2 separate regions of the Homo sapiens genome follow, and region 2 is linked to region 1. A link is a contact called in ENCODE Hi-C or POLR2A ChIA-PET data. All regions are on one chromosome and are shown on one strand. The core of a region is the stretch at or near the end of the contact, and the rest is flanking DNA. Distances in the headings are between cores, read along the strand shown. Region 1 has its middle 53 kb from the start of SH2D6. Region 2 has its middle 34 kb from the start of PARTICL.

Region 1 (2,772 bases), core at 23-2,522:
ATAACTTTCTACTTAATAGCTAGGAACTCGACCAAGCTATGTGATCTTTATAAAACCTTAGACTACTTGAGAGCTGGTAAGAAGATAAAGTTCAACAGATGTGAGTTTGGATTAGCTGGTGACCTAAAGGTTGGTAAGCTATTTAACATCTCTAAGCCTTTCTGTCCTCACTTGTAAAGGGGAATACGAAATTTATTCAGTAAATACGTTTTGAATGCTTGCCACATACCAGGCCCTGTTGTAGGCACCAGGGATACAAGGATAAACAAGACGAGCTTCCCGCTCTCATGGAACTGATCACAGAACATGAATATTCAACAAGAAATTACATAATTAATTGTAGTTTATGCCAACTGCAATAACAGCACCTACCCCAGCAGACGTTGTGAGGATTAAATGAGTCAATGTGCAGTCAGACACATTCAAAACTGTTGTCATAATACTATTTATAAAATCACATGGGCAATAGAGTCTTGCTAACAGTCCTAAATAGTATAAATGCATGTTGGGTATTAGATCCTCTTTTGTTTTTCACATATATTTAAATGGCAACTTGGTTGTGGGTCCCTTATAACAAATAGGAAGGCATGCTTTCCCTTGATGTTGGAGACACGGTCTTACCAACCTAAGGAAGGATGAAGCTGAACTTGTTTATTGCTGTCAAAAAGAGCAGTTCAGGCTGGGGGTACTGGCTCACACCTGTAATTCCAGCACTCTGGGAGGCTGAGGAGAGTGGATCACATGAGGTCACAAGTTCGAGACCAGCCTGGCCAACATGGTGAAAATACAAAAAATTAGCTAGGCGTGGTGGCAGGCATCTGTAATCCCAGCTACTCCGGAGACTGAGGCAGGAGAATTGCTTGAACCCGGGAGGTGGAGGTTGCAGTGAGCCAAGATCGCGCCACTGCACTCCAGCCTGGGTGGATGACAAGAGCGAAACTCCATCTCAAAAAAAAAAAAAAAAAAAAAGAACAATTTAGCATTGCCATTAACTGGATCAGCAATGCCTAACCCGTAAGTCTTGAGTCCTAGGGGAGTGGGGGGTTAGGGCACAGAGTCTTTGCCAAATGTTCCTAAATCCTTACATGTCCTAAGTATTGTCTGTAGAATGAAAATATCTTTTGCCTACATATGGACATTGTCATAATCTATGTAGCTGCTGATGGGATGAATACAGTATAGCTTCCTTTAAATGAGTCACTGAAGTTTTACTGTGCCCAGCATTTTTTCATTATGTATTTTCTCAGTCAAATCTTATCCTGGGCAGGCTGCAGTGGCTCATACCTGTAATCCCAGTACTGTGGGAGGTAGAAGCAGGAGGATTGCTTGAGACCAGGAGTTTGAGACTAGACTGGGCACTCAGTGAGACCCTATCTTTACAAAACAATATTAATAAAAAATAAACCAGACGTGGGGGCATGCACCTGTGGTCCCAGCTATTCGAGAAGCTGAGGCTGGAGGATCACTTGAGCCCAGGAGGCAGAGGCTGCAGTGAGCTACGATTGCACCACTGCACTTCAGCCTGGGTGACCGAGCAAGACTCTATCAGAAAAAAAAAAAAATTATCCTGCCTTTTCCTGGCTGAAACCCTTTAACAGTTCCTCATTTGTCTCAGGATAAAGTCCAAATTCCCTCCCAGGCACAACAAGACTCTGTTGACCTTTCCTGGCATAGTGCCTGCCCCACCTCCCTCCCACCCCCATCCCACCCCCATCCATCAAGTTCTGACATGAAGCCTCTTCCAGGCCGTGGCATAGAGCCCTGGGGCCCAATTCACATATGCGGGCATCAACAGACCCAGAGCTCCTGAATAGGAGAAATACCCACAGCTCTAGCAGGTGTCATGCCAGCTGAGGTGGCACCAGTCCACTGGGGCACCGGATGCGGGTGGGCCTCCCCTCACAGTAACTTCTTCCTCCAGTTGCCGTTGTATCAACCCTGCCTCGCCGCTGCCCCACCACCACTCCACAAGCCAGTTTCTGAATTAAAGCCATTTTCCTTTCAGGGGTTTTAAAAATAAGCAATCCTGGAAGTAATAAAGCTTCTTGATTATCAGTTTTCCATGGACTCGCTTTCTTCAGTGTTATTTGGAAACCCAAGGTCCATAATGCCAGTGCCTTCACAGGCTGTGTATGTGAATTATTTACCCCCTGGAGAAAGTCATAGACAGCTGCAGCGAGGGAGTGATAAAAGTATTTTTTGGCCGGGCACGGTGGCTCACACCTGTGATTCCAGCACTTTGGGAGGCCAAGATGGGCGGATCACCTGAGATCAGGAGTTCGAGACCAGCCTGGCCAACATGGCAAAACCCTGTCTCTACTAACGATACAAAAATTAGCCGGGCATGGTGGCAGGCACCTGTAATCCCAGCTCCTTGGGAGTCTGAGATAGGAGAATCGCTTGAACCCGGGACGTGGAGGTTGCAGTGAGCCAAGATCATGGCCACCGCACTCCAGCCTGGGTGACAAGAGCAAAACTCCATTTCAAAAACAAACAAGCAAACCAAAAAATGCCGGGCACAGTGGCTCACAACTGTAATCCCTGCCCTTTGGGAGTCTGAGGTGGGCAGATCACTTGAAGTCAGGAGTTCAAGACCAGCCTGGCCAACATGGTGAAACCCCGTCTCTACTAAAAATACAAAAATCAGCTGGGCGTGGTGGCAGGAGCCTATAATCCCAGCTACCTGGGAGGCTGAGGCACGAGAATCACTTGAACCCGAGAAGCAGAGGTTGCAGTGAGCTGAGATGACACCACTGCACTCTAGCTTGGGCG
Region 2 (2,700 bases), core at 168-2,667, 34 kb before region 1:
CTGTAAACAAATACACATTTTCCCAAATGTATTCTTTGTAAATATCACGAATTAGTAAATCCAGGTAAACTCATCACTGATGGATTGCCCAGTGAGTAGGCACCAGGCTAAAGCATGTAGGATATGGAAAGGTAAGCGTCATCTCTGCCCTCAGTAAGTTTACAGTCTTATGGAGAGATCAGACATACATACATGAAACAATCCGGGACAACAAATAATTAGGTGGAGAACTGTGATGCACTCAAGTCAGGCAGGCCTGCGAGGTGGTGGTGCGTTCCCTTATCAAGGGTTTGGGGACTGAGAGAAGGCTACCTCCCTGTGAAGATGGAGGAATTGATTCAGCTCAGATGGGCAAAACCGGAAGAAGGTATGAAGGTGCTGAATAAGGGGAACACACAATTGGCAGTGGTCACTGAGGCAGCCGGCCCAACAGGCACAGAAGGCTCATGTGCCCTCCTCATTAGCCAGATGAACTGAATCAGGCCCAGAAGGGAATGGGACTGGCCCCAACCACATGGCTGCCTGGTGTCAGCCGTGGTGAGAACTCTATCGGCTCACAGTGGGACCATAGACAGGAAGAGGTGGGAATGGGGGAGAGATTTGGAGTTTCCTGAAAGCTGGACTGAAGTGCAGAGTTGACGTCCCTGGGATGCAGGAGGGGCATATGGTGAAATCAGTGCTACAGTCCCATTGGTCTACTAGGAGTGTGCATGGGTCGCTGTTGTTTTGGTTTTGAGATGAAAGGGTTCTATCCAATTAGATTGACCACAGAGTGAGGGGACTTAAGAGGCTGGAGAGCAGGAGGTGGAAGGGAAAGCAGGCGCTTCAGGCCTCACGAGGAAACACAGGTGAGGAGCTTCCCCTCTTCATTGCTCTGTCCTTGCCTAGAACAGTGCCTGGTGCAGGGGAGGTCCTGGTATTTGTGGAATGAGAGCTGAATCTAGTTTTGCAAAATTTCTGTACAAAGTTTGGCACATCTCTGTATTCCTGCTCCAGGTCTCCGTGTCACCACTGTAAGATGAAGTTATTAGTTATTTTTTCTTTTTCTTTCTTTTTCTTCTTTTTTTTGAGTCAGAATCTTGCTCTGTTGCCCAGGCTGGAATGCAGCAGAGTGATCAGGGCTCACTGCAGCCTCAACCTCCTGGGCATAAGTGATCTTCCCACCTCAGCCTCCCAAGTAACTGGAAATAGAGACGTGTGCCATCACGCCTGGCTGAGTTATTTTTCGAGTGTCACTGAGGGACAGGTCAGACCAGGAGACTGCATGAGTCTCAGGAGCTAATAGTCCTGAGCTTTGCTGAGGTCTGTAAGGATTGGCACGTGGAGCCAATGACATGAGATCCCAATTAGTCATCCTGGCAGCTGCTTCCTGCCTCCCTTCCCCTGTTGCCTGCTGCTTGGACCTCTTTGGCGTGGTAAGTGGATACTGCCTGGACTCATCAATTATTACTGCTGGAGGGCAGCTTACGCAGCAGCTCCTGTGCCCTCCTCATTACCCAGATGAATTGAGTCAGGCCCAGAAGGGAGTGGAACTGGGCCAAATGACATGACTGCCTGGAGTTAGCCATGGCAAGAACCTCATCAGCTCACAGTCCAGCCCCACTCATTCATGCATATAACAGATATCACTGAGCACATGCTATGTGTCAGGCACTGTTGCAGTGCTGGTGATGCAGCAGCAGGCAAACAGATGAAAACACTGAGGTGGGGAGACCAAACATTAACGAGATAAGATAGACGGTGAGAGGCACCAAGGAAAAAGCAGATGGTGGGGGGTGGGGAGGGGTGGGGGCTTGCAATTGTAGAGACAGCAGCTAAGGAAGGCCTCAATGAGTAAGTAACATTAGGGCTGGGCACCGTGGCATATGCCTGTAATCCCAGCTTTTGGTAGGCTAAGGCTGGAGGATCACTTGAGGTCAGGAATTCAAAGCCACAGTGAGCCATGATCACACCACTGCAGCCTCGCTTGGGTGACAAAGCAAGACCACGATTCAAAAAAATAAAAATAAAAAATAAAAAGAAAAAAGACATTAGAACAAAAAGCTAAGCAGGAATCCGGAAGGGAGCACCAGGTTATCTGGATGGCATGTGATGCAAAGGCCCTGGGGCAGGAGTGGGCCTGGCATGTTCCAGGAAAAATGAGGAGTGACGTGAGGAGAGAACAGGAGGAAATGAGCCAGAGGGACCTCGGGGCAGCTGGTGCGGGGTCCTCGATTTCATAGCAAGGCCTTTGGCATTTATCCTTTCCAGTTGCTAATTCATGACTCTGCCTTCTCCTGCTTACTCGCAAGGGCACTGTGACCTCTGTGGGCAGAGAGGAGAATGGAACAGCCAACAGGACTCCCAAGAGCACACAGCGGCAGTGTGGGCAGCTCCCTGGACACCTGTGCTGGGCCTGCCCCGCACCCTTGCCCCAGAAGTCCCGCAGACCCAGAGGACATAGTGGCCTCTCATCTCAGGATTATGAGAAAGAGCACGATGCAAAGCCACAACAAACCAGTTGAGTGCTTAGCATCTGCAAAATATCAGAAGGGAGCAAGTTTAACAGCTGAGGCCAATGAAGAGCGCTGAGTCAGAGGCCAGTAGCGCCCATGCCTTGGCTGAGTGAAGGGTAGAACCAGATATATTTACGTAGAAGTGGCTGGCAAAAAGTGAAGCCCCGATGGTGATCTGTGTTATTAGCTTGGGCTTCTAATTTCT

Evidence for each region. Hi-C counts contacts between places; a loop is a spot of excess contacts on that map. ChIA-PET counts read pairs that join two places held with the same protein, here RNA polymerase II (POLR2A). Pooled maps may share reads with other maps.
Region 2: a map of mammary epithelial cell shows a loop between it and region 1 (6-fold over the local background). The contact joins two enhancer-like sites. A Hi-C loop is called at or near these places in 9 of 168 maps with a recorded cell type or tissue (Calu3, GM12878, HepG2 and 6 more), 2 of 37 single-sample maps with no recorded cell type and 5 of 50 pooled maps. POLR2A ChIA-PET finds 5 or more read pairs at or near these places in 13 of 52 experiments (AG04450, BJ, Caco-2 and 10 more).

What each region holds. Positions count from the first base shown.
Region 1 is chr2:85,470,076-85,472,847 of GRCh38, reverse strand. No RefSeq gene overlaps it. Among named protein-coding and RNA genes, the nearest start is that of SH2D6, 53 kb to the right of the region's middle. Within about 2 kb of position 1,272, at least 6 of the 41 ENCODE cell types and tissues checked have a DNase peak (open chromatin) inside an H3K27ac peak, as active enhancers do.
Region 2 is chr2:85,503,793-85,506,492 of GRCh38, reverse strand. No RefSeq gene overlaps it. Among named protein-coding and RNA genes, the nearest start is that of PARTICL, 34 kb to the left of the region's middle. Within about 2 kb of position 1,417, at least 19 of the 41 ENCODE cell types and tissues checked have a DNase peak (open chromatin) inside an H3K27ac peak, as active enhancers do.